Regions from separate parts of the Mus musculus genome. Here regions 1, 2, 4, 5, 6 and 7 are each linked to region 3. The links are chromatin loops, found by intact Hi-C in ENCODE. Cell type or tissue: heart. All regions are shown on one strand.

The links. Hi-C counts contacts between places; a loop is a spot of excess contacts. Peaks named below come from ENCODE experiments on the same cell type or tissue, not always from the same donor. Only the 100,000 strongest peaks of a DNase experiment are listed, where the experiment ranks them.
Region 1: it touches region 3 in a loop (2.4-fold over the local background); 6 of 42 quality-filtered maps call a loop at or near these places.
Region 2: a loop joins it to region 3, with 2.2 times the contacts of the local background. A loop is called at or near these places in 11 of 42 quality-filtered maps.
Region 4: it touches region 3 in a loop (3.0-fold over the local background); 11 of 42 quality-filtered maps call a loop at or near these places.
Region 5: a loop joins it to region 3, with 2.0 times the contacts of the local background. A loop is called at or near these places in 6 of 42 quality-filtered maps.
Region 6: a loop joins it to region 3, with 4 times the contacts of the local background. A loop is called at or near these places in 11 of 42 quality-filtered maps.
Region 7: a loop joins it to region 3, with 2.3 times the contacts of the local background. A loop is called at or near these places in 2 of 42 quality-filtered maps.

What each region holds. Positions count from the first base shown.
Region 1 is chr17:29,885,416-29,889,415 of GRCm38, reverse strand. It overlaps Mdga1 (MAM domain containing glycosylphosphatidylinositol anchor 1), which reads left to right and starts at 838. Exons shown (of 17, transcript NM_001368423.1): 1 at 838-1,969. The coding sequence starts at 1,903. In heart, a CTCF peak has its summit at 1,692; no DNase peak of the experiment used is centred here; H3K4me3 peaks cover 3,302 bases; H3K27ac peaks cover 2,637 bases; H3K27me3 peaks cover 2,442 bases.
Region 2 is chr17:29,973,664-29,977,663 of GRCm38, reverse strand. No RefSeq gene overlaps it. Among named protein-coding and RNA genes, the nearest start is that of Zfand3, 29 kb to the left of the region's middle. In heart, no CTCF peak of the experiment used is centred here; a DNase peak (open chromatin) is centred at 1,723; H3K27ac peaks cover 396 bases.
Region 3 is chr17:30,192,947-30,196,946 of GRCm38, reverse strand. The region is part of intron 5 of Zfand3 (zinc finger, AN1-type domain 3); the gene reads right to left. Among named protein-coding and RNA genes, the nearest start is that of Zfand3, 190 kb to the right of the region's middle. In heart, a CTCF peak has its summit at 1,631; no DNase peak of the experiment used is centred here; H3K27ac peaks cover 3,464 bases.
Region 4 is chr17:30,112,526-30,116,525 of GRCm38, reverse strand. The region is part of intron 2 of Zfand3 (zinc finger, AN1-type domain 3); the gene reads right to left. Among named protein-coding and RNA genes, the nearest start is that of Zfand3, 110 kb to the right of the region's middle. In heart, a CTCF peak has its summit at 1,566 (motif pointing left); no DNase peak of the experiment used is centred here.
Region 5 is chr17:30,130,867-30,134,866 of GRCm38, reverse strand. The region is part of intron 2 of Zfand3 (zinc finger, AN1-type domain 3); the gene reads right to left. Among named protein-coding and RNA genes, the nearest start is that of Zfand3, 130 kb to the right of the region's middle. In heart, no CTCF peak of the experiment used is centred here; no DNase peak of the experiment used is centred here; H3K27ac peaks cover 303 bases.
Region 6 is chr17:30,103,677-30,107,676 of GRCm38, reverse strand. The region is part of intron 2 of Zfand3 (zinc finger, AN1-type domain 3); the gene reads right to left. Among named protein-coding and RNA genes, the nearest start is that of Zfand3, 100 kb to the right of the region's middle. In heart, a CTCF peak has its summit at 2,120 (motif pointing right); no DNase peak of the experiment used is centred here.
Region 7 is chr17:30,023,328-30,027,327 of GRCm38, reverse strand. The region is part of intron 1 of Zfand3 (zinc finger, AN1-type domain 3); the gene reads right to left. Among named protein-coding and RNA genes, the nearest start is that of Zfand3, 20 kb to the right of the region's middle. In heart, a CTCF peak has its summit at 2,477 (motif pointing right); a DNase peak (open chromatin) is centred at 487; H3K4me3 peaks cover 489 bases; H3K27ac peaks cover 1,602 bases.

The DNA of each region.
Region 1 (4,000 bases), 310 kb after region 3:
AGCTTGGAAAGGGGCTGGGGCTCTGCCAGGGGCGGGTAGTGGTGGTGGAGGTGGCGGGATTCCCAAGCCGAGCCAACATCCCTGCAGAGCGACAGCAGGCAACCGCCTCTCGCGCCAGCTCTGGTCTAGGAGAAGCAGACGCCTTGGCCTTTCCCTCCGATCCTAGGCTCCAGTATCACCTTCTCCAAAGTGCAAAACATTCATTAAGTGTCCAGTGCCCTGCAGGCTTGCGTCCCAGCAACCAGCCGCCGGTGCTTGCCCGGCGAGCGTGCGGCGAGCGTTTGCACCCGGCCAGGGCTTTGCCAGCCTGGGCTGTGCAAGGGAGGGCGGAGAGCGTGTGCGAGTGCGCGGCTGCAGAGCCCGCGCCGAACCCACGTTCCCGCTACTGTCCTCGGGATAGATGGATCCATTGCTGCTTTCTGACATTTTTCTGCCAGGGGGCTGGTGGGGGAGGCGGAGATAGGGAGAGAGAGATGGGGGGGGCGGGGAAAGAGAGAGAGAGAGAGAGAGAGAGAGAGAGAGAGAGAGAGAGAGAGAGAGAGAGAGACTGCTTCCCCCAGCCCTGTTTTGTTTTCTCTAATTGGTCCTGGGGGAAGCAAGGAAATTGGACAGAGGCTGGGCCGGGCGAGCTGGGCTGCCTTTAATTGGCTCCCCTTTTTTTAACTGGAGGGGAATCAAACAGGAGAGCGAGCGAGCGACAAAGGGTGGGAGAGCGAGAGACCGATCGCGGAGATGGGAGGAGGGAAGAAGGGAGGAGGGAGAGCGGGAGGCGGGGTGGTGGTGATGGGGAGGTGGAGGAAGCGCGGAATGAAAAGCTCGGAGGGACCAGAAAGCAGCACAGCGAAGCCCAAGTTAGGGAGCGAGCGGAGCGCTCCCGCGGCCCCGGAGCCGGAGTGGCCGCGGTGCCCCGGAGCCCGCCCGGCCCCGCCCGCTGGGGCCCTCTCGGGCCCAGGCCGCCGGGAGGGGGGCGGGGACGCCCAACTTGGGGCGCGGCGCAGCCCCGCTCTCCCGAGATCGCGGAGCCCGGGAATGCCACGGCGGCGGCCAGACGGCGGGAGAGGAGCGGGGAGAGAGGAGGCGGCCAGCAGCTCCTGAGCCCGGGCCTCCGCAAGAGCGCGAATTATTTTCAAAGGACTCAAACTTTCCTCTTTCCCTTGCTGGCTGCGGTCCCTCTTGCTTTGGAACCGTTCTCTGGATTCCCGCGGGGGCGCCGGGACGCGATCGCCTCCCCCGGATTCCTCGGCGGCGGCTCGGCTAACTTCGCGGACTCGGGGACCCGGAGCGCTCGCCCCGCTGCCGAACCTAGTCCTCGCTGCTCCAGCGCTCCAGAGGACCGGGACCCGGCGCCCTCGCCTCCGGGAAGGGCGCCCAGCCCGGCTCCCTTGGGTCGGGCTGCGGAGCCCTCCACACCTACTGCAGGACTGGAGCCAGCGGATTAACCAAAGCAGAGTCCGGGCCTCCTGGCCTGGCTCCGCGGAGGGGCGTCCCCTGGGCGGGGAAAAGACAAGTTTGTCAGGCATCGGTGGCCTGTTGGATCGGAGCGCGGCCGCCGCAGCAGAGAGGTCCCCCCGCGTTCAGCACCCTCGGTGGACAGCCCTGGGGACCTAGGACTGCTCGGTGGCCGAGCTTTCTGGGCCAGGGAGCTGGCTGCTGCGCCCGGTGCGCAGAGGCTTCAAGGTCTGGGGCAGCGCCCCCTGCGTCTCCACCCGGGCAGCCGCCCTGTGGGAAGAGGACAGAGCCGAGTCGCGGCTTGCTCAGACTCCTAGTCTCGGTCGCCGCCCTCTCCGTCGCGACTCAGGGAAAAGGAGGGAACGCAGAGGGCAAAGCGGTGCCCCGGCGGATGCGCCCCCCGCCGCCTCTCAGGCTGCGCCGCCTCGCGGGGATGAAGCACTGGCCGTGAAGATGGAGGTGACCTGTCTTCTACTTCTGGCGCTTATCCCCTTCCACTGTCGGGGACAAGGAGTCTATGGTAAGAGCCAGCGTCCCGCTCTACCCTGGCGGAGCCGCCCGGAAACTTTACAAGATCTTGCTCAAAGTGCGCGCTGCCGGGGCTTGGTGGATGCACTGATGGCCGCGTCTCCGCCCTCGCCTGGGCGCCGGGAGACCGAGCAGGCTGCTCCCGAGCCCAAGAAGCGGTCCTAGGCTATTGGTGTGAGGCTGGGGATGCCGGGGTAAGGTCTCGGCTTTCCGAAATCTTTCCAGGGGTTAGAGAGATCCGGAAGTCTTGGGAGAATAATACAGTGAGCTCAGGAGACCCGGGAAGAGCCCAAGCTCTGGGCTGGGGCAGCTGTTCCCACGGAATCCTTTTCCTCCCTCGGCTCAGCCTCCCGAGTGGAAGCGGGCGATGAGCGATCCGGAGTTGTGCGCGGCTGGCGGGCGAGAAGCTCTCCAGCACCGCGGCCCTGAGGCTGGCTCGCCTTCCGGGCAGTGGCCGCGGCTCGATCGCCTCTTCTAGCTTCTTGGCGGTCTGAGCTGTTGGGCATCCCTTAGCCCAGGCGCCGACTGTTCTCGGCATCCCTTTTCAGACCTCTCCTGAGCCAGCTCTTCCTGTCGCTGGTTCCCAACCACAGAACCCCAGCCCCAGCTTCCTTCTGCCTGCTCGCACACACAGACACATTCAGCCACAGTCCTCAGGAAACGCACACACGGCTCGCACCCATCCGGCTACGTGTCTAAACCCTGCCTCCCGCCACGCAGCTCTGCTCTTGGATGCCCAAGACAAGCTCAGTCGCGCCATGGAGTATTCTGATCACCTTTTCTCCACTCCATGCCGCGGGTTTCCTCACCGAAGACTCCTTGGTTCAATACTACCCAGGGTCATCCTCCCGACGTGCACAGCACAGAAAGTCAGTCAGTCCCCAGAGCCCATGGCCCTGACTTTGCGTTCTGCTCACCGCAGGGTGGGCTTTGTAGTTACTTTCTAATGATGTGTGGCTGGGGTGGGCAGGATTCTCCTGCTTTCTCTGGGGCTAAGAATCTAATTATTCTCTTTGAGAGTGGAGGGTGTTGGACCCAGACAGTGTGGGTGACAGAAGCCATATCCCCTGGCTACTAGCTTCAGGTCTTGGGTCTCTCACTGTGCCAGGCAGAAGGAAGGAGCGTCCCGGGGAGGGGGTATCTGGAAAGTATACGCTCCTGGGCTCTAACAGCTTGGGCTTAATTCCCTGGTGAGGCCAGCCCAGGCATCCAGCCAAACTCTGCTTCTTAATTAGTTTGTGTGTCTCTTACTGCCTGGCCCCTGGCATAGGCCAGAAAAGGCAGGCGGGAGGGATGCTGCAAGAGGCTGAGCTTTATGTATTGGGGGTGGGGGGCTATAAAACAAGGCAGGGGAAGACACCAGAGGCCTCAGAGTTCCTGTTCTCCGGAATCACTAAAGATATCAGCAGCTCAGTCACTGCCACCTTCAAGTGGCTACTGTAACTTGCTCACACACCCTCCTGAGGTGCGGGTCTGTCAACGGCACCTTTCTCCTGCGTCCTTGGGCTGGTCTGATGACACTATCTCATGCTCTCTGGCTTGGGTTTCTCCATCTTCATCTGGGTGGCCTGATGTACATTTAAAGAGTCCTCTCTGGGTTTACTTAGGAGCCCCAACAACGAGGACAGAGGTTAGGGAACAAGAACTATGGTCTATGTAGACCCTCATTTTCAAGCTTCTCTGTCCCATCTCTCATATGCTGGGGTCCCTGATGCTCTTGTTACAAGTCAGGAAGGGTAGATATACTGGGTCTGCTCGCCCCTCGTTCTTCAGGGGCACTCTTTGCTCCTGAACTTAGATAGCTTGGCTCCAGGCAAAGCTGGGTTGTAGAGGGGATTGCTGAGTGGGACATCTTTTTTAGAGGTGAATGGGAATCGGGAGAAACAGGAGCTAGGGTGGGTGGACAGTGTCCCTTGCAAGGTTACAAAAGCTTGGTGACACCTCAGCAGGATTGGAACTAAGGAGTGTGGTAAAGAGCCAGGATGTGTTCTACCCCACCCATTTCTCTGAACCCCAAAGCAGA
Region 2 (4,000 bases), 220 kb after region 3:
ATCTATCAGGTAAGTTAGAACACCGTTGGAGCTGCAGATAAAGGGAACCCTGAGGTCAAGCGCAACACAGTCTGAGCCAGGCCCTAAGTGATGGAGACTCCTGAGAGAGTTTGAGAGGCCGTCAAATCCCAAGGTGTCAGCCGTGACATCTGGACTGGTGTTCCTTCTTTCGAGACAGTCTTTTTTTTTTTTTTTTTTTTAAATTTTGGATTTTTTTTTTTTTTTTTTTAAAGATTTATTTATTTATTATATGTAAGTACATTGTAGCTGTCTTCAGACACTCCAGAAGAGGGAGTCAGATCTCGTTACGGATGGTTGTGAGCCACCATGTGGTTGCTGGGATTTGAACTCTGGACCTTCGGAAGAGCAGTCGGGTGCTCTAACCCACTGAGCCATCTCACCAGCCCTCGAGACAGTCTTGGTGAACACATATTGCAGTCCCAGAAAGGGACTGGGCTTGGGGGTGGGAGTGCAGAGGTCAAGGAGGAGAGGAGCTGGGGGTGGGGGGACGGACATGTTCACACATAGCCTTGGGTATCACTCCAGGTAGCACTCTCTAGGCCAGGCAGAGGGATTAACAGATACTCAGAGTAAATCGTGCTGGACTTGGTTCCTGGAGTTAAGCCTCAATCACTTTCAAGCAAAGGCTTGTACGCTTAAGCCTTTGCAATTAGGCAAGACTCTGTTCTCCCTGGGAAGTCCCCCAGTCTGAAGGAGGGGTGGGGGACAGAGGTCAAGTTGCTTGCTGCAAGCAGATGGCTGTGATGGGAGGTGGGAGCGGGGGTCTTACTGGGTGTGGGAAATGGAGGGGCTATGTTCTCTGGAGCACACACCACACTCTTCTAGCTGTGTGGCTTTGGATTCTTCGATCGATATCTCTGAGGCTCAGTATCATCTACTTTGAGGTGTGATGGAGATTATTGACAAGTCAAGGCGAAGCACCAAAGGCTGTGGAGAGCCTGTGTCGACCTCTGACCTCACATGGGGACAGCTCTGATATGACCGTGGGCTATGATCCAGGTGAGGGACAGACACAAGCAAGGTTAGCAAGCCTGCCTAGCACATTTCAGCATCCCTTAAATCAGGTATGGTGGCACACACCTGTAACCCCAGCACTGAGGAAGTCAAAGTAGGAGGATGAGAAGTTCAAAGCCACCCCCAGGCACAAAGCCCATGGAGGCCAGCCTGGGCTATTTGAATCCATCTAAACAAACAAACAAACAAGAAAGCAAAACAAAGTCCGAGTAATCAAATAAATAAATAAATAAATAAAAAAGATACCCCTGCCTCAAATATATGTACATATAAAATGCAGGTTGTGAGCATATCCAAGCATGTGTACTAACCGCACCCAGCTTAGCTAGTGCTTGGGCTGGAACCCTGGGCTTCGTGCATGCTAGGCAAAGCCTTAATCACCGTAGCTACAGTCTTCAGTCCCTGACTGACCTGATGATAAGGGAAGAAGCTGACTTAAGGCTTTCAGGAGATCAATAGTAGATAGATCGAGCAAGTACGCTCCCCTGATTTAGGAATCTCTCTGTAAATGAGAGATTCTAGTCCTGATTTTAGGCAGAGTTTATTTCAGATTTAGTGGAGGCCCAGAGCTCCTGGGAGGCCCAAGAAGCATCAGCACCGCCTCCGCAGGCTTAGTCCAGGGCTCTTCCCAGCTTAGGAACATCCAGATGGCCGGGCCGCTGGGCCTGGCTCCCTCTCGCCCCCCTGTGGTCACAATTGAAACAGCCCAGAGGCCTTACTGCCAGCACTGGCTGTTCAGCAGATGGATATGCCCCGGGCGGCCCCTCTTCTCTGGAACCCTCTTCTGCTATGGAGGACACCACAACTGATGAGTCACCCCCAGACAGGAGAGAGCTGCAGAAGAAACCCCGTCTCCAGGAGGCAGGAAGAAACTCCAGACTGTTTCCTGGCCTGGTTTCAAGGCAGTCCCCACAAACTTGGGCTTTCCTGGCAACAGAGGAAGGGAGGTGGCAGGGGCCTGAGGTGTACATTCTGGCAACAGCTCCTGTCTGTTATTCCACATCCACCCCAGATCTCCTTTAGGCACAAGTCACTAGGACCAGCTTGTACTCAAGGTGGCCAGTTACCTTCTCCCTGCTCCCTGATGCCAATCTGTGACCTGTTTCATCAGATATGAGGCAGATAACACCTTTTCCATCCCAGAAAATAACACCCACTGGGGGGTTATTGGCAAGCTTCTCCATCCCAGGGAATTATACCTGGATGTCAGCCTGAAATAAGTTTGGGGTCTTGCTTGTTTGTCCAGTTGTTTTGCATTTGTGTGTGTGTGTGTGTGTGTGTGTGTATGTGTGTATGTGTGTGTAGGTTAGAGAACATATGAGAATTGGTTCTCTCCTTCCACCATGTGGACCCTGAGAATTGGTTCTCTCCTTCCACCATGTGGACCCTGAGTATTGAACTCCGGTCATGAGGGTTGGCAGCAAGCCCCTTTAACCACTAGAGTCTCTGATCCACTGAGTCTTCTGAAACAAGGTTCCTAAAGGCAGTTTTGGGTGGGAGCCCTTCTGCGTGTCTGTTCCTTCTTGTACTCACTCATTGAACACACATTGATTGTTGTCCAGCTGTATGTTAAGTACGAGGATGTGGCACGGGTATAGAGACGCAAAGTCATTGTCACAGACCCTAATCTGGCACTGAGTAATGTGGTTTGTATTTTCCCCCTGAACCCCTCCTTTCAAAAGCTGTTTCCAGAGTGTCTCTGCTTGCTAGCTGTGCGACCTTGGGCAGAAAACAAACAAGGAAAAACCAACACGGTTGCAGGTGTGGCATGCTATGCTGTGTGATTTATGTCTGTTAGGCTATTCTGACAGTGCCCCCGAGGTAAGCTGTACTCTTCCCAGATTCCGAGGTAAGGAAATGTAGCCTCAGAGAGCTTCAACTGCTGAAGCCCAAAGAACGGGCAGGCAGAGGAACCACAGTTTGGACTCAGAGCCACCAGCCTTCCCAAGGCCGAGTCTTCAATCTGCAGGATAAACGGTTTCACATCTAAAATGCCAGCTTCTTCATTTCTTCTCCTGTTCCAGTGATAGGGAGCTCACCCTTCCTGGTCACAGCCCATCATGGTGGGCAAGTCTGGACATCAAGAGCCTGAAGCATCTTGACCACAAAGCATCAGCAGCTAGAAGCAAGTGCCGGATGCATGTGTGCTCAGCTCTTCCGAATCCCTAATGTCACAGTCCAAGACTCCCTACCCAGGGAAGGGTCCCTCTCGAAATGAAGATAGCTCTTTCTATATCGATTCATAAAACCAAGATAATTCCCTACAGGTGTGCCCAGGGGCCCAACTCATAGCTGATCCCAATTCTGTCAGGATAATCAGTTCTAACCCTCGAAATAGCCTAGCAGTATTTAAAAAAAAAAAAAAAAAAAAAAGACAAAACCCAAACCTCTCTGTATCCTCTGCTGCAGCTTCCAGACAGGGACCTCAACATGGAGACGCAAGGCTGTGGTTGGGGACGCCGAGGATCAGCAGGGGGCCAGAGGCGAGGCCTGAGGCTGCTCTCTTCTCCCACAAGCTATGGAGTAATCTCAGCCCAGCATGGAGCAGTCCACAGGAAGAGGTGGAAAGTGCTCTGCTGTTGCGTTTAAAAGTCAAGTATGTGTCTGAAAATAATGTTAATGGATTCCTCAGACAACAGATACATGGGTATTTTCAGCGGCTTTGCTAATAATGGCCAACCCTGGATGTGATGCTGCAGGCCCTCAGCACTTGAGATCTGGAGGACGGATAGCCTGAGCTAAGGGAGACCCTATCCTCCAAAACAAAATGGAGGAGGGGTTTGTGGATGTAGCTCAGTGGCAGGGCCCTTAGCGCAATTCTCAACACTGAGGGAAAAAAAATAGCAACAACTCTAAGCAACACAATGTCCAATAAGACATGGAGCAATTAACTCGTGATATACACAGTCGGTTCTATTTCTTTCTTTTCTCTTTTCTTTGTTTTTGTTGTTGTTGTTGTTTGGTT
Region 3 (4,000 bases):
GGAGGGAGGGAGGGAGGGAGGGATCCATGGCAACTACAGGTTTAAAAAAAAAAAAGGTGTCTCTACTCAAAGAATGCCAGTGCCAAACAGAAACTGTGGAATCAAATCATTCTGAACTGTCACATGAGACTGGTTCAGGCAAGAGTCATAACTAGATGCCAAACCTCAAGGACATCATTTGCTTTTTTGGGACAGGGTCTCCCTATGTAGCCTTGGCTGTCCTGGAATTCTCTGTATAGACCAGATTAGCAAACTCCAAGATCTCCTGCCTCTGTCTCCAAAGTGCAGGGATTAACAGCATAAGCCACGGTGCCCAGCCTCTCGGGAGGCTTTGATGAAAGCATGGACAATACTGCCAAAGTATGCCGCACGCACAACCGCGTGCACTAGCGGAGGTGGAGAGTCGAGTGTGCACACGAATCAAACCGCATCAACAGCGAGAGACTGGAGAGCACTGAGCCTTCCAGAGTGAAGCTCCAGGACAGCTCATAGCACAACGGACAGCAGCTGAGAGAGAGTGCACAAGTGAACAGATCCCAGATGAAGGGCGCTTGGACCTTAAAACCCATGACATTTGTGTGCGTATATGTGTGTGTGCATGTCCAACAGAGAGGGCCTTATTTTAAAATATTGAAATTGTAAAACAGAAAGTTGGTAAGAATGTTCTGGATTAAACCACACTGAAGATAATAAGCACAACACCTGATCAAGGACAAGAGCTTGCAGCGAAGGGGAGAGCAACTCTGGAAGTTTAGCATTGCTAAATCAGCGCGCGCGCACGCGCGCGCACACACACACACACACACACACACACACACACACACACACACACACACACACACACGAACCATGGGCGGAGGACCCAGGGCAGCAGCACTGGAGTGAGCTCCCTAAAGCTGGAGTGTGCTGCAGGGACTGGCTTTACACAACAGTGTCTGTCTGTGGCCCCAGGGAACACTTCAGAGGACGACAAAGCCGAGGTGAACACAAGCAGCTCTCAGATAATGGCCTGAGACAAAATGTTATTTCCAAATAGAGCTGAAAACAAGACCAGGCCTGCTGTTCAACTGCTTGCATGAAAAGTCCTAAAGGCTGAAGGGTGTGCAGAGTGGTAGTAACGGTCACGCGGGACTCGCTTCACTGAATCTCTGGGGGCAAGCGTGTCCCAACATACTGCCCAGGAACTTCTCACGGCACCACACTTAGCCTTTGGTCTGTGAGCTCGCACATCCCACATCTCTTGCTCCTCATAGAACTTAACAAAATCCTTGAAAGGTCATCTCAGAACAGCTGTTAGTGACAGTGAATGACAGACCCAGAGCGGCCACAGCAGCCCACGAAGACAACACACCACAGAGTCCCACGCACCCCATGCAGAGCCCAGCCCCAGCACCATGGGCCCTGACACGAACAGAAAACTTACTCTGAAAACAGTCAAGAACGTGAGATTACCATGAGGTCATAAAAGTGCCTCTGGTCCTGTGTGAAGCCCACTAAGTTGCCACACACTAAAAACATACAAACATGTACACAAGACCTTACACTAGTCCTTGACAGGCAATTCTGTGCTCTTGAGAAGCAATGCTATGCAGAGGGCACAGCATTAGGTGCTGTGCATGGCCCAGACTCAGAACATCCTCTAGATGGCCTTAGGAGACAAGACTTGCAATGACCAATTCTGCCACCCTGTCAAGCAGAAACTCAACAAGCAAGCCTGCTCTGTGTGGCTGTCTTCTGTCCCGAGACCTGGACTTTGGAAGACGCTCTAGGTCAGAGGACCAGCCTACCCACACCACATGTCCTACATGCCTTGTCTAACTGGTACCTGGGAAGACTGCGCAGGAGAAGGGGGTTCTTTTGGGACTGTTGACAAAAGGTTATCTCAGTCACCGTGAGACAAAAGAAATCATCTTCAAACCCACCTACTTATTGCAAAAGCCCAGGGAACGTCATCCTGGCAATTAACAATTCCTATCAGCACAGCTGTCCTGTGTGAGAAGGCTCGGAACTCGCCTTACAAATTGCTCTTCTGAAGATCAAAGGGAAGCTGAATGTCTGTGTGCTCTCGATGAGACTGTAATTTAATGGAATTTTTAGAGAAGGCTTTGCTGGCAGTGCTTGGATGACAGCCCCGGGGCGGAGGATTCTGGGGAGCTTGGCCACTCTTCCCTTTGGAACGTCTTCTCTGCCTTTAATTGGCACCTCATTAGAAATTAATGAAAATGACATCCTCTCTTCTTCCTGCTCTAGGCACTGAATGCTACAAAAAGGCCCATCACAATTCATAACACATTCAATTTATATAGCAATGGCTCTTAAGCATTATTTATGAGATGTGAATTTCTTGTCAGCAGTTAATAACCTGTACAGAATGGAAGGGGAATGGAAGAAAAGATCGGGAATATATACAGAGAATGATTATTCTGCAGTGGAGAAGTATTCTGTTTTAAGTTCAACTATGTTGAGTCCTCCCTTTCAGTAGTAAATATGTTTCCCTCTAACACCTTCCAGGGCAGTTCATATCTTCAAAACACTCCATGTATCCTCAAGGAAATCGCCACACAGCACAGCCCACCCTCTCCTAGAGGAATCCAAGCAGGCAGCCAGGAGAGCAGCACAAAGCAGTTAGTCAGAGCCGGCCCCAGAGCACATGTGCTCCTGAGGCCCTTCATCTTTAAACAGTGGCAGGTCACATAGTCGCCTTTCTGAGCTCATGGTCAAAGGCTCTCCTTGACCAGAGTGAACTCCAGCTCTCTAGGAAGGACCCACCTAAAGGGACTTTTATCTTAGAATTGGTCAAGGAACTACATGTTGTTACCTAACTGAGAAAGAACTCAGGTCTATAGTGAACTCTACATAGAGACCCAGCCTCCTGGTCAGGGGTGAGGATAACTGAGACACTTTGATGGTGCAGCTGACCACAGAGAGAGGCACAGGGCCATCTGATAACTACTACCTGACGTTTTTCAGCTGGGTGCTAAGACCTGTGGAAACTGAGTGGTTTGCATCAAAGCGTCAGGGTAAATGTGGAGACCTGGGTCTTCTAAACTACTCTGTAAACTCCCTTGCCTGCCTGAAGAGGAAATTCTGGGAGCATTAGCCACTGCCAGAGGCAAAGCAGCAAGCCAACTGCTTCATCTCCCTCAGCAAATCCTACAGGCTGCCACACACCTAGTCACTGCTGAGGAGGAAACAAGCATATTTCTACCTCTCTAGTCAAGAGACAAGCAGTCTGTATAATAAGGGCAAGGAGAGCTAACAGAATGCAGAGCTGAAGACCAGCACAGCTCATCTCAATACAGAGCAAGAACCTGCAACCTCAGGGACCATACGGACCTGTCAGTATGGAACAAAGCCACCAGACCCCAAAATGTCCTCAGCTTGCCACAGAACTACCCTGCCTCACTGGGCCACACCACGGGTTTTAGGGTAAGCCGAGTCTAAAACCCTGCAGTGTCTGCTCCCGCTACCCAACTCTCTTCTTTACTCACAATTCACAGCAGAAATGAATGCCACACCCCACCTTCCCTGTCCCCACAGGGAGGGACAGTGACAAACATAGACCGGTCATGCCAGGAACAGCATTTCGACAAGCCAGGCCACCCCATGCTCCCCTAGTTACACAGCTCAGACAGCTGAGGCACAGAGCAGAAAAGGTTCTCTCTTTAGAAGTCACTCAATGCCCCAAATTGAACTTGCCAGCTCCCAGTACCCTTAATGTAGGACAGCTACAGCTCAACAGAGCGCAGAGGTAAAGCCCACCTCTTAGAATGGAAGGTGGAGAATTCTCAGAGGCTGCCAGATGACAACTCTATTCCACAGACCATGGGACAGGAAAACTGTGAGCTATCATTTCATCTTTGTGCCATGATATAGGAAGAAAAGCAGAATTTGCCTGTTTTGTTTCACTGTGTGCAGGACAGAGTTTAGAAATCACATCTGCGTGCCGAGTCCTAAGAGGCAGGCGGCCCACGCTGAGCAACGGAGGCTCCACAAGGAA
Region 4 (4,000 bases), 80 kb after region 3:
TCGTCTTTTCAGTCAAGGTTCTGAAGACAAGGCCTTGCTTGATTTAGGCTGAAAAAGAGGTACACTGTGTACTAACTGAGAAAGCAATTACACAGCCAGCATTAGCAACACAAAGTAGCCAGCAGCAGCTGGTCAAATAGAAACACCCCCAGTTTGTGGTCTGAATATGCTTGGCCCATGGGAAGTGGCACTATTAGAAGTGTGGTCTTAGTGGAGAAGTGCAGCCTTGTTAGAGAAAGTGTGTCACTGTGGAGGCGGGGTTTTGGGGTCTCAAATATCTACGCTCAAGTCTGGCCAGTGTGATCCAGAGCCTCCTCCTGGCTGCCTTCGGGTCAACATGTAGACGACCTCTCAGCTCCTCCAGCACCGAGTCTGCTGCATGCAGACATGCATCCCACCAGATGACAATGGCCTAAACTTCTGAAACTGTGAGCTAGCTTGATTTAATGTTGCCCTTTTATAAGGATTGCTATGGTCATGGTATCTCTTCACAACAACGAAAACCCTAAGACACCCAGAAAGCAAGCACTTCTGGGTTGAAATAAGCATTAATGGGGTTTTTTAACGCTTTTATAAGGTTAAAAGAGGGTTAAATTTCTCTATGCCAGAAACTCTTCCCCCGCTCTGGAGAAGACAGGTTAAGAAAGACTCAGTGGGGGTTAAGGGCAGATCTGCTTGAACAGTGTAACAAGCCCCACCACTGCACTTGGTTCCCTTTAACAGCACAAGATCCATGGGCATCACAAGCACAGGATGCTGAGTCCAATCCTAGAACCAGAAATCCACAGGGAACGGCAGCTGGGAGGCCACACCCTGTAACCCCAGCACTGGGAGACAGAGACAGTGAGGCCCAGGCCAGAGAGAGATCTTGTCTCAGGGGAAGTAGGTCAAAGCTCCTAAAATGACACCTGAGCCAACACACAACACATAAAGGGGAAAAAAAATTTAAAAAGAGAATAAGATTCAGAATTGTAACTTTGTTCCCTATACCGTTTGAACTTCAAATTCATAACATGAACTAAAGCACAGTCATTACTATAATTTAATTTAAAATGGTTAAAAGCAGTTACCCTTCTTTAATTAAATGTCATAAATATAAAATAAATACCACTTGAATAAGCCACAATTTTTGTTCAATTTCACTCTTTCTTTAAAAATGTCTAGATCACAGACCTGGAGTGGTAGTGCACATTTTTAATCTTAGCACTAGGGAGGCAGAGGCAGGTGGATATCTATGAGTTTGAAGTCAAGACTGGTTTACATAACAAATTCCAGGCTAGCCAGGGCTACCCAGTAAGATGCTTGTCTCTAAATTGATGTTCTCCAACTTAGGGAGAAAACCAACTGTCAGATTTGACAACAAATCCTTTAAAACATTTTTTCATCTGATTTTATTTCACAATGGTTTTTTTAAATCACAATTTAAAAAAAAAAAAAGAATGTTGAGGGAAGGGAGGAGCTTTGATGAAGAACCCTTAAAAATACACTCAGTCCTGTTTTCAAGTTGCTTCAAAAAAATTCACTCAGTCCTGTTTTCAAGTACAAGAGCATCAGATATGCGCCCTCTGCTGGCTTCACAAAAACTCCCTTGATGTTCCTCTGGGCCCAGGAAGAAATACAAAAATACAAAGGGCTACAAAAGGGCTGGGTGCACATTTCACAGTAAGATCCAACCTTCAGGAAAGCAATTTAGCAAAAATCTCTTAGGTCAGTCACACTGGATACCTCCCTCCCCTACGCGCTGGGTTATTCTTACCCTCAAACATCTCTAGCTTGCACAGAGAAAAGGTAACACTTCTCTACTGAATAAAAACACTGTAGAGTAATTGCAACATTTGTGTTCCATCAAAAGTAACAACATACAAAACTACACAGGTAAATGCAAGCCTGCCCAAAAACAAGAACTTAAGAGGAAATTCTTGTCATTTTCCCACAAGTTCAACTTTGTATTAATGGTCTTTCAGATCCAAGAGGACAAAAGGTCAGAAAACTGATCCACAAAGCAATGTATCAATATCCTTCCATTTGAAGCTATTCTTTTAAATTTTAAGTTATTTACCAAATAATATTCATTTTTAAATAATAGAGTTTCTTTCCAGACGACAGTTTTAACTCTGTAATAAAAAAAATATTGTTTCAATAGCCAAGCAATATATTTTAATTATTGTGCTAGGTACCACAAGTAAAATGTCACAAAAATTGTGCCCTGTGATTAACTAAACCTTCTCTGAAGGCTTCTAGAGAGAACAGAAAACAAAGACAGTCCACTCACAGCACAGTCTAAACGTGAGCAGAGTTTGATCCGCTATGAATACTGCCATAGAAAACAAAATGTGCCATAACTCATTGTACAAATACATATTTATAATTTTATTGAACTTTTCTCATCTAGGCTGACAGCACTCCCTCCAAAAGTTCAAGACCACCTACCAAAATTCCCAGGACCAACCATGAGAAGCCCTCTTTTGAGTTGTTGGCCAGAGCTGTCTAGCACACGGCCCCCTGCTATTGATTGCCCTAGGTTACCCTCAGCCAGGGGTGAAAGTTAAGTCCCTATTGCTGAAGATACCACGCAATTCAGAAATAAGGCCCAGAAGCCCCGAGCTAAAAGTGACACACACATACTTAGTCACGTATCCTACTTAGGGTTCAATTCTTTTGGGTACACATTCGCTTTAGCAGAACTACCAGGTTGAGCAATGAATTTTTGGAAAAGGCATATTATTATAACGATGTCTTCAACTGGTGAATATCATGAAAACTCTAAAAAGTTTTTCTTTTGCTGTATTGATGGAGACGCTTACTAGTGAGAACACATACTAGAGACCAAAGCCTGGGCAGAGAGCAAGTGCAGCTACCACTTACTTAAAACACTGAAGCTATATTTTGTCCTGACCTAATTCTTATTTTTCACAAGCAATGACATTTTTCCTATAAGTATATGAAACAGATCTTACTCTTTGGTTATTTTTTTTTCTTGCCAAAGTGCTTCCTTGTTGCCTAGTATACACTGTAAAACTTTTCAATTTTTTTCTGAATATTTTAAATTGAGAAAGTTACGTATTTTATCATACACAATGTTATTCTAAAATAGGTACTATGCTATGGCTAAATCAAGCTCATTAACATATGTGTCACTTCGTGTACCTCTGTTTTCATGACTTTTTAAAGTACTAAACTGTAACTGACAACAGTGACTGATGCGTCAATCAGATCCACTATTCCCAACAAAGAGAGGGATGTCTGCCTTAAAATACGCCTCACACACAAGCACAGGTCCCTCGCCAGTCAAGTTTTCTGAATAAAAACAATGAAGAATCCCCCAACCTCTGCTCAGCATCTGACTGTCTCATCTGTAAAGCCTCCTTGCTTTACAGACTCATGCTGAGTGTTTGGTGGTACAGATAACATGTCCTGCAAATCATACTCTGTGGAAGGAGACACACCTATCTGCAGGGCAACCAAGGGCAAGAGACACCAGACAGTCAGGGGCAGAGCTACACCAGAACGCTCATCTCCTATTATCAAAACATGCTTTGTCCAATAGGACCAAAGCACCAAGCGGTCCTAAAGTTGCTCAGTCCAAGTCAATGAAAAGTGTGCACTCTGTGCTTGCCAGTAGAAACAGGCTGAGGGAAAGAAATGCAAGCTACTTAGTCTTTACATTCAAACAAACCACTCTGCATTTCATTAAGATTTAGGAGCTAAGTGAACTAACAAAGTTCCTTTAAGTTCTCTGGGTCTACTTCCTCATTTTTAAAAAAAAAAGAGAGGGGGGGAAAGCTCAATTGAGGAAAAGCTCAATTGGTAAAGTGAAGACCTGAGTTCAATCCGCAGAAACCACATTAAAAAATGCTAGATGTGGTGGTACGTGTTTGTGATTGCCACACTTTTAAGGCCAATACTACAGAAGCAGAGAGGGGAGGGCCCTTGAAGTTTGCCCGAAATCCAGTGTAGCCTATTGGTAAACTCTAGGCCAAAGACAGATGATGTCTCCAAT
Region 5 (4,000 bases), 62 kb after region 3:
GCGAAAAGAAATGGGCTGCATTTAGTTTACAACAGACATAAAAACACAAGGAGGTTGGTTTTCTAATTAGTGTTCAATTCAAGCTGACAACACAGCTCCTGCCCTCAGGCACAGAGCAGGCATGGATAGGAAGAGCCCCCACCCCAGGACTCAGGGAGGGGCCAGCAGGTCAAGCCCACCCAGTCCTGTGCTGTTTCTTTCCTGTATATATCTCCTAGACAATTTTTTTTCTTTTTTTTTCCCCCCACTTTTTGCAAACCCTTGTGTTGAGGGCTGACTTTTAATAGATCACAGTGAGGGAGCTGCTCTGCTATGTATGAAACCTCGACCCAGAAGAAGGTCCTCTACGAATGGTTTAGCACCAAGTTCTACACGAACGTGTGTTCAGTATGATGGAGACACTTTCTTATTCAGTGTTTTGACAAATTAAAAATGATTTATTTCAGTATTATTATTTGTCAATTATCAAGAAAATGCTATATAAATACGATAAAATAATGCCCTTTGCATGTTATAAGATAAAATATAAAACTTTGCCAGGCGTGGTGGTGCACGCCTTTAATCCCAGCACTCGGGAGGCAGAGGCAAGTGGATTTCTGAGTTCGAGGCCAACCTGGTCTACAGAGTGAGTTTCAGGACAGCCAGGGCCGTACAAAGAAACTCTGTCTTGAAAAACCCAATATATATAAAAACTTTTATACCATCTTATTAGTACACCTATATCAAAGGTTAGTGTCTTCCCACAACCATATTCCACACAAAAGGAAATGTTACGAGGCCAAAACGACATGAAATAGAATCTAGTACACATTGAAATGGAACCTAGTAGAGTCCTCAACTCCTTGAGACAGACAGATACCAACTTTACTCAGGCACAAGAAACTGGAAATGCTTGTGCCCCTGGGTCAGCGTACCTTCCCTGCTGCCCCCTGCCCGCCTGCTTCAGAGCATGGCTCGGCGCATTCATTTCACGAAGCACCTGCTTCCTGACCCACACCCAGAGAGGACTAAAGCAGGAAGACTCAAGAACTCCCCGCCCCCCAGAAGGTGACGGGGCGTCCTAGCGTTGCCCCGGAAGGCAGTGATAACCAAGGGTCCACAGACAGCTGCTGCTTCTTGCTTCTGGTCAGGGCCTAACGTTTGCAAAACTTGTTTTTCTATAATTCTAAAATAAACAGGAAAGCTAGACTCCGTTACCACACATGAGGAAATCAGGACCAGCACTCCTTGCTTTTTACCAGTGCTGTTAATGGTATACTCAAAAGTATAAATCTATCAGCTAATCCACTTCATTGTTGCTACTCACTTTCAGAAATTCTCACCATCTAAGCATGAGTTTCTGAAAGGAGATCAATCAATTGGGAAGAAAGGAAGCTTGTTTTTAAAGACATAACATACAATGTCAAGTTCTCACTGCAAAGCAGCCTGCGAGGTCCAGGCCCACCACACCAGTGAATAAGAACCCTGGTACTGTTTTTACCAGTTAGCAACAAGATGGAAACACTCTGCTGAGCCATCACTGAGAAAATCCAAAGTTCAAAATAAAATAAAATAAAATAAAATAAAATAAAATAAAATAAAATGCTAGACCTGTGCATAATGCATGTTCTCTATAGGCCAAGATAGGAGGATGGGGGAGGGAACCTGAACAACCCTGACACACGGATACGAGGGAAGTCTCAGCAAAACTGTACCCCTTCCTCCATTTTATGCCTAGACCAAAATATTATTAGAATTCTTTTTAAAAGAATCTCTTTAATTATTTTAAAAGTTTTTTATTAGATGAGTAACTAATAAACTCAGTTAAATAAAATAGCTATAAGGCACTGCCTCAGAAAAAGATAGCTGTGAGTTTATAACCATGCAAGTATAACAAAAAACAAAGTGAGAGTCACGGTTACACCCGTCTGTCTTTTACAGCTTACCAGTCCCAAAACAAAATGGGCCTCATGAAATGTCTGAGACTCCCTCCCTCCCTCCATCCCTTCCTCCTTCCTTACCACTACCCTCTACCTCTCTCTAAAACTAAAAAGCTAGGGCTGAAGAAGTGACTGAACAATTCCAAAGGAATAAGTTCAGTTCCTACACCTACACGGTGTAGGAATTGAGCTCACAGACATCTGTAACTCCGATCCCGTGGGATCAACCTCTTCTGGCCTCAGCAGGTACCCTAGGCACACATGTGGCATGCAGATAAACATGCAGGTCAAAGACCCATACACAATAAATAAATCTAAAGCAAAATGCTGCCATTCAATCACACATAAAATACCTACCAATTACTCTTCTGAACCGTTAACAATTCAGTGTCTTTATAAGGACTCTGAGTCCCTTATGGGTTAACATTTATATCCACGAGTGAGTAAAATCCATGCATTTCTATTCCATCATCACTAGAGATGAGAAACTCACGGCATTGCTCCAACTTACTCAGTAGTGACCTGTCTTGCTGTACAAGGCTTCTCCATCACCACTGCAGACATGAGAGATCAGTGAATGGCAGCAAGCATGGCTCCTCATCTCCACTCATCCCATACCGAGTGGGACATGGTGGGGTTAGGTAGCTGAAAGTTTGTACTGAAGCTGGGTCTTGGGCTGCAAGTTATTCTGAAACACAGCTGGGCTCACCCTCTGCAGCAGTGCCAAAGGACCCAGAAATGTCAAGCTTATATACAGGAGGGGTTCTCGACATTTCCACATCTCCTCTCCAGTCTTCAAACCCTAACTGCCCTTAGCACACATTTCAACTCTCCGTTGCCACAGGAAGCTTTTCTTTGGTATCCATACCAAAAAGTACTTCATGTTTCAAGCAGTCAGCTACAGGAAAAAACAATGTTGCCAAGAGTTTTATCTCAACCCACTTATAAATAAAAATTCATTTCCTGTACCTCAAAAGTTTGTTCATTCAAAGCACTGCATAAAGACTTCCTTTGACAGAAGCGAGTTCTCAGCTCCCTCCCTCCCCGTCTTCCCAGCTTACGGGTATCAGACACTAGAACCCTACCAACCCAGGGATCATACTTTAAAAAGCTGTAAAACAATGTGCAGTAGCAGGCCAAATCATAAACTAAACTTCAGCCTTCTGATTAAAATCTTAATAAAATTCTAGGTGTTGGATGTTACCTTGAGCAAATGGTCTAAGAAAGAACTGGCTTAAGCAAGAGTTAAGAGCCAACAGACTTAGTTACAAAACCCTGCAATATAGTCACCATGTACCCTGCTTAAAGGGAAAACACATTTCAATGCAGCTGGGTTTATTTAAACTCCTTTTATGAATAGTCTCTTCTGGCTTTGTTAACAGCTGAAATGGGAAATTCTGGACCGGATTATTATTTTCTCATGGTGATCAAGATAACTCTCACTCTCACACACTCTCTCTCTCTCTCTCACACACACAGAGAGAGAGAGAGAGAGAGAGAGAGAGAGAGAGAGACAGAGACAGAGACAGAGACAGAGACAGAGACAGACAGAGAGACAGAGACTAACTCTGATGTGGATAGATGACTCCTGTGGTACTGGGTGAATATGTATTGTTGACATGGGCGCAACAATGTCAAAAAAAAAAAAAAACATTGCCTCAGACCCATGGAAAAATAACAAAATCTTCCCCTGGATAGGTTCAGAGGCTTCCTTTGGTCCAAATAGGTTGGCAAATCAATATGTGCGAGAACTGCAACTGCAGAAGTGAGTGCCTAGGGTGTGTAGTAGGGACCCTCTACAGGAGGAGGCACAGCCCACTAAAGCCCAGCTACTGCCATTCTTCATTCCCACATTGCCCCAGTCAGGTTTCCAGGTCTAAGCCACATAGGACAGAGAAGGTTTCACATATGCACTTCCTAAGGAACTAAAACAAACCCCGTTTTCTGCCCTTCCACTGTCTCGTGGAACTGTCAACAGCATGCACCTAGAAGCTGAACACAGAAGCCTGGGGGTCATGTCTCCATATTCTCCTTCCCTTACCACTCCATGTCAAATCCATCAGCCTCATCGCTCACAGCAG
Region 6 (4,000 bases), 89 kb after region 3:
CAAACTCAAGAGATCCACCTGCCTCTGCCTCCTAGACCTGGGATTAAAGGTCTGCACCACCAACGGCCTGGCTAGAAATCTTATATGCTCAGACATAAAACAAATTGTGTGTGTGTGTGAACACACTACTATTAGCATAGCGATTAACACCATTATTTAGTGCTGTCAGCTACAGTGGTGGGTACCTTGAGTACTCACCACTTTTAGCATGCCTTTTTCCCTTCTCACATCTCCTGACACATCCCTAGGTTACTATTACTATTTCAAGGATAAGCTCACTAAGGCTCAAAGCCAGTAGCTAGGAAGTGCACAGCTAGGATTTGAGTGTAAAGCCTAAGTTTTAAAGCACTGCCTTTGGCTTTCCAGTTACCACTCTCTGTTCTGTACATTGCCAATGGCCACCTTTATGGCTAGCTTTGTCACAACACACACCCAGTCACTCCATTGGGTACTCTTTAAAAGGTGTACAGTGGATAGCACTGCATCTGCACCTACCACCCAGCTGTGTGTCAGTCTCAGTGCCTCACTCTATCTGCTTCTGAGTTTATATATAAGCAGTCAGCCTGCAGGTCAGCCTAAGGCTCTGTGTCCGCTCCTTCAGGCCAACCCCCTTCTTATCTCAGCATAACTACTATTCTGAAATCCTGCTTCAAGACCTGCATTTTAATGTCTGCTCATACCTATCTCTTATATTAAGCATCCATGGATGGGCAGCCACAAATAGCATGATTTTACATGTTTCTAAACTATGACACATTACATACCCATCATTCAGATACGTTTCAGCCATGTTTCTGAAATGGAGTTCATTTATTCCCAACTTTTTCATTAATAAAAGTCCTACTTCCATGAATACTCTTACACTGGTCTTATGTGTGTGAGCATTTCTGAGGTATGCAGTTAGAAACACTAGGCCAAACAAAACCAGTGTTCCCTTACCAAACCCTATCACACTGCTCATGGGAGGACTCATCAATTCTCACCCTAGCAGCAGAGCCCACTCAGTTCTGCTACTACCAGACAGTTTAACTTCTGTCAATATAACAGTGTGACATTATCAAAGTTCTGTTTCAGCTCACATTTCCGTGATTAGTAATGAGGCTAGGCACGTTTTCATAAGTGTTTAATTAATAGGTGCTTCGTTTAAAACAGAAACTATACAGCTAACTAAGCATCTAAGGTACCAAAGTAATATTAAATGGATTAGGATGGACTTCTCCACATTCCTACAGACATCAAAGTTAAGTTCATATTGTCAGTCTTGGTCTAGTCACTATATTGATAAAAAGAAGATTAAATCAAATAATGTATGGTACTTGCCAACTAAGCAATGCAATTTTAAAAATATCCAAGCTCTTCTACCGAAGTCATTCATGTTAATATATGAACAAGTCAAAGAAACAAAGAAATAACATCAGCCAGACGATAAACAACCGCCCCCGAGGCAGGCAGAGCTCCTAATACACTGTTTCAAGAAAGTGCTTAGATGCTTTCTGTAAACACTGAAACAGCAAAGGCAGGAAGGAGGCAACACTATATAGTAGAGAGCATTAAGTACTGTATTTAAGAAGGTTTGAAATAGAAACGCAGAATCCGTTTACACTAAGGCTCACTGGGCGATGAGCAGTCCACCAGAAGGTTATGTCTGAGACATTCATTAAAGGAGAAGAGCGTCAGTGAGCCAGACAGAGGAAAAGCGTGTTAATACATGGAAAATGGCAGGCCACAGAAATGTAGAGAATAACTACTACTCTCTGAAAACACCAGCGGGGTTGGATGAACGTAATGCACATAGGTCCATGCAATCCAAAGTATGTAATCCATACTTTAAGGATTATGTGTAATGTGTTTAACAGTGCCCAATACATACTGGCAAACACTATATGAGCTTGCTTGCACCTTATTTTTCTGTCTCAAGAAATACAAAGTTTAATTGAATAAAATTTTAAAATCTGCGAAAGTAGAAGTGAAATAACCATCAACCAAGGTAAGAGAAGCAGACATTCTAGGACTCTCACTCTGCCTCCATCCCTGCCACTCTAGGGTCTGGACTCTAGTACAGAGTAACTTCATCTCCCTCCCCAGTGACAGGTGACGTGGAATATGGCCCCATGGCCACTAGAGGGTGGCCAAGTCTCTTGCATCCATCACACCCCTTACTTTGTTTCAAGGGTCTTTAACTTTCAGGTTAAAGATTTTTGGATCCTAAAATTCATTATGTAAAGATTAAAAATCACTATTAAAACAAAATGAGAGATTTCTTCGGAGCAAAAAGCATATCAGAATATTAAATCTGGCTGTTTTAGTGTTTTACCAAATTCTTCCATCCAAGTCTTGAAAGATGAACTTTCGATAGGGATGGGCATGCTTGGGCTGCAAGCAGCAACACCAAGCCCTAAGCTCCACTGCCCAAATACAGTGCAGGTGGAAGTTAAGGCTGCTGGATGCGGACTACTACAGAATGTACCTCCAAGTGCTAGACACAAATGTCAAACTTTATGATCTTGTCTTCCACATTTTAAAATCTTATACTTTCACCAAAAATCGGAATGACTTATGATATACAACTATGTATTTTTTTAACTGAGAAAAATTGGTTAAATTTACTTTTGAACAAGAGTGACATGAAGGTCTATTCCACATAATCCCAAACCATTATTTACAGTACTGTGGTGCTTTGAATAGGTATGGCCCCCATAAGTGGATGTATTGAATTCTTGGCCCAATAGTAGCACTATTAGGAGGTGTGGCCTTGTTGGAGGAAGTGCGTCACTGAGGAGGCTTTGAGGTCTCCTATTCTCAAGCTGTGCCTAGTGTGGCGCACAGTCTCCTTCTGCTGCCTGTGGATTGAGACGTAGAACTCTCAGCTCCTCCTGCACCATGCCTGCCTGGATGCTGCCATGTTCCTGCCAAGAAGATAATGGACTGAACTTCTGAACCTATAAGGCAGCCCCAATTAAATGTTTTCCTGTTAGAGTTGCCTTGGTCATGGTGTCTCTTCACATCAATAAAACCCTAAAACAAGTATCTACTTACATTTTAATTACATATTTATGGACATGAAAAAGATTATTGATATAAAAATGATTGTTTTACTGACTGTGAAAAAGAAAATAATGTTCAGATTATTTTTAATTCATAAAACAAAATTGGAGAAAAGCAAAAATTTTCTACCAGTTTTTTATTTTTTTTTCTTTTTTCTTTTTTTTTTTTTCCTTGTTTCTTTTTTAGACAAGGTCTCTCACTGTCTAGACCAGGCTGACCATGAACTCAGAGATCTATCCGCTTCTGTCTCCAAGCTGCTGAAATTAAAGGCAAGGATCACCATGCCTGGCTCCTATTGTTACTCTAAACAAAAATGCCCTACTCACAAATCCACACCTGTTAAAAAACAAATACCTTAAAAATGTAGTCAAGGGGACAATCGTTGGCTTAGCAATTAAAAGTACTTTCTACTCTTGCAGAAAACCCACAGAAAATGTCTGTGTGTTCACACAGGAGGTGAGATAATCATGCAAAGCATTTTTAAAGGTCTTAGAAAAAAAAAAAAAAACAACTTACTGTTCACATATGAAGAAGTGTGAAACAAATTTTACTTTCTGTGTATTTGGGCTAGCAACCAAACCTCAGAAACAAGTTCAGGTAGTCCCCTCCCCACTGAGTCCTGATCACAAAAGGGGACACTCCAGTCAAACACACCCCACCCCCACAGCCCCACCCGCCTCGATCTGCCCTGGTTACTGAGTTGAGCAGCAAAGCTCGGGGAACACTGGCCACACTCCTCTATCCTCTTACTATGTATGGTGCTCACACTTCCGCCATCAGTTACTAATTACCTTGTGCAGACAAGTGGCTAGGGCTCCACACTGACTGTGACTTAACATACAATGTGTATCATCCATGGCCACCCACATGGATGTGGGAGTCTTCTGAGCTAAGATGCTGGTGATAGGGGTGAATTCATTTTAAGGAATGTGGATTCTCTCTCAACAAAGCTCTT
Region 7 (4,000 bases), 170 kb after region 3:
CAAAGTATTTCACGGTTAGTACTATCAGATGTCCTTGATTTCCAACTGTTCTGCACAAAGAAACTTTATTTTCATGACAATGAACTACTAGAAGCTAATATTAAATATGAATTCTGAAGATGCAAACCTAACCACTCACATTTAAACCTAACATTTTAAAAGGGAAAAAAATACCATTATCAATTTAGTGAACAGTTTTATGGCCAAGAGGCCTGTGAAAAAGATTAAAGTGTTTATATCTATAGAGCTGAGTTACAATTACCCCACTGCAAAGAAGTGAGCCAACAGACTGTTTGTTTGTGTCCATGTTTATTGTCTCAGGAATACTCTCTGCGGGCGAATAGTTCTTTTCCATAAATACATTTTTGCATACCCATTATGTTTCAAACATTGGTAAAAACAGTGTCTGAAAACCAAGTCAAACAGCCCCTGCCCCGATGGAACTTCCTGCCTGTTATCAAGCCAACCCACCCTCATACCTCAGACAGAAGTGATGTGACAGGAGGATTTGGCAAATGGCCCAAACACTGCTTGTCCCCTGCTGTTTAGTCTGTTTGCTTCCTCCAAACAGATGACTGCCTGCCTGGCCCTGGTTACACAGTTGTTATAATCAAAACCGTGACTCCCTGCCTATTTGAAAATACGTTTACTAAATCTTTTTTGGTTAAGGCAGAACGAGAAAAACAGTGAAGGTCCAAACTTTTCAACAGTAATACTAAAATAACACCCAAAACAAGTCATTAAAATTTTTTTAAGGGGCTGGTGAGATGGCTCAGTGGGTAAGAGCACCCGACTGCTCTTCCGAAGGTCCAGAGTTCAAATCCCAGCAACCACATGGTGGCTCACAACCATCTGACAACAAGATCTGACTCCCTCTTTGGTGTGCCTGAAGAGAGCTACAGTGTACTTACATATAATAATAAATAAATCTTTAAAAAAAATTTTTTTTTAAATCAAAGCATAACTTAAACCAAGAACAAAACATAAATCACACAAAACCCCTTGCCTATTTATGTGTATTTTATGTGTATATGTGTGTATCTGTGATGTTTGTGGGTGCTTGTGGGTGCCTAGAGAGGCAAGAAAAAAGCCTGGGATGCCCTGGAGGTGCAGTTGCAAGCAGTTGGAAGCCATGTGATATGGGTGCTGGGAACTCAACTCAGATCCTCCAGAGCACAGCACCATCTCTGCAGCCCCACAGACTGCCTGTGCCATTCTTTCCTTAACTGCATTTTCTAAAAAACTCCAGGGACTAACAGGTATAGCTCACAAGAGCACTTGCCCAGTGGGTACCACTCTATCCCTAGTGCACATCTCGTGTACACTGAAATCTGAAGATTCCGTTCCTATTAGTAACTGTGATGCAAGGAAACAAAGAGAAACAGAAAATACACAACATATTTCTAGTTAAGAAGCTTTGAAAACATTGAAATGCTAGAATAACACCCTAGTTACCACACTTAATGCTCAGAGTCACACTTCTAAATATATACTGAGCAAGAAATCCACACATCTAGTACATATATGCCACTGGCCTTTCCCACAGTGTACTTAGAGCCAGAAAGGACAGTCTTCCCTCACCTGCAGCCAGATCCATGCAGAATGAACTCTGCAGGTTTCTCATCTGCAAATACAAAAGCTTTACAGCCCCAGGTCTTCCTCTCTCTCTGTGGGGCGGGGTCACAGCCAGAGCTGATGTGATGATTAGTAATCAATGCGTACAGTTCCTGAACAGTGCTTCTCCCAGCTCACGTTCCCTGCAGCCTGGAATCCCTGTCCTCACTCTCTAAACCCAGCTACTGCGTGTGACTGGTGGGAGTCTCAGCAGCTGAATGGTCCCACAGCTTCATCAAGTGTCACTTCTTCCACATTCACCCCTACAGCTACCAACATTGTACAGAAACTGAACTACACTCTGTAAGTAACGCCCTATTAATGAATGATTTTTTAAAAGGCATAAAAATTACAGAATATTCTCCTTAAGAAAAAAAAAAAAAAGCCAGGTAGAAAAGGTGGCCAAGATGGCCCGCCCCTTGAGTAAGAAAAGTTTCTGACGTATGCTATAACTAAAATCTAAATTAATATTAAAAGAAGTCGATGAACATCCTCCTGACTGCTGCAAACAAAACAGGGTACAATCATCCCTTCTGCAAAATGGCGTCCCATATATATATATATATATATATATATATATATATATATGTATATATATATTCTTTTTTTTTTTAAAGATGTATTTATTTTTATTATATGTAAGTACACTGTAGCTGTCTTCAGACACTCCAGAAGAGGAAGTCAAGATCTCATTACAGATTGGCTATGAGCCACCATGTGGTTGCTGGGATTCGAACTCCGGACCTTCGGAAGAGCAGTTTTTTTTTTTTTACAAACGAACAAAGAATATGAAATTTGACAAATACTCAAGACTGCATTAGACCTTTGTTCTCTTCCTCATGCAGACTTCTAGAGTCCGCCAGCAGGGGGAGTGCAAGTGCACTGACACTACAGCCTCAAGGAATCTGTGCCTAACAATCTCCTGAAAAGTTAGGTGGGAAAAAACTAACTTCTGAATACTGGTCCTGAAAAACAGTGGCTCACCAGTCTAATTATGGCATTACATTATCATTCTTCTACTTTGTGCTGACACTTTATAAAGCTACTACCTCAAGTCCTTTTGACAGATGTAGGCATATTCAAATAAAATATAAACACATGCCTTCTTTAACAAGAGAAAGTAATATTAATCAAAATTCAATTAACAATGTAAAAATGTTATTTCTAAAATATCCAACCCAGCTGAGCTCAAGGCAGCCACACTGTTCCCACGGACACTGTTAGTTCCCCCTCCTCTGTCACAGCAGCCCTACCTGCCAATCTCTAGGCGTTCAGAATTAATGTATGATTTACAAGGTAGCTAACATGTTTCCACGGACACAGATTTGGAAAAACAAAACAACCCAGATAGCATGCCTTTAATCCCAGCACTCGGGAAGCAGAGACAGGTTGATTTCTGAGTTCGAGGCCAGCCTGGTCTACAGAGTGAGTTCAAGGACAGCCAGGGCTATAGAGAAACCCTGTCTCGAAAACCCAAAAAAAAAAAAAAAAACCAGACTAGAGAATAAAGGGTAACACACCCTATACTGACCATAATTGCAAATTCATTCTATCTCACTTTCCATGCCAAAGAAAAAATTATGCAGTTACTGGATAAGAATATAGTTTGCCCCCTCCTAAACTCATGTAGAGTTAAATCACTATTGTGAGAATTTACAGTGGTGGGAAATGCTCACAGCTAAGCCCTCTGAGAGACGGTAAGGTTTAGAGAAAGTCATTAGGGTGTGACTGCCATAACTAAAAATATGTGCCTTTAGAGACAGAGAAGCCAGAAGCTATCCACACCACATCTTGCCATATTATCATCTCTACCGCTCCCACATGCTCCCAACACTGTGATGGCATCTAAGAGGTCCTCGCCAGGACCAAACCCATGCCAGTGGCCACTGTTGCCCTTACTCCACCAAACTGTGAACTAAAGTCTTTTTTGTTTGTTTGTTTTGTTTTGTTTTGTTTTGTTTTGTTTTATTTGAGACAGGGTTTCTCTGTGTAGCCCTGGCTGTCCTGGAACTCACTCTGTAGACCAGGCTGGCCTCGAACTCAAAAATCCACCTGCTTCTGCCTCCCGAGTGCTGGGATTAAAAGCTTGTACTACCACTGCCAGGCGGCCTCAAACATTTTTGACAGTAAAAGAAAACAAACACACTAGCCAAAGCAGAAACTGTGATTACAAACAGCTAAGAAGGGAGCTGGAGAAAGCTGGCTCAATGGTCAGTGTGTGCTGATGTGCAGATGAGGGCTGTGCACCACTGCTGCAGGGTCCTGAGCTGGGTTCCCAGCACCCTCGTCCATGCAGTCCCTGTAACTCTGGCTCCAAGATCTGACTCCTCTGGCCTCCAAGGGCCTTCTCATACATGCATTAAATGAGCTTTTTATTTGTGCTCAT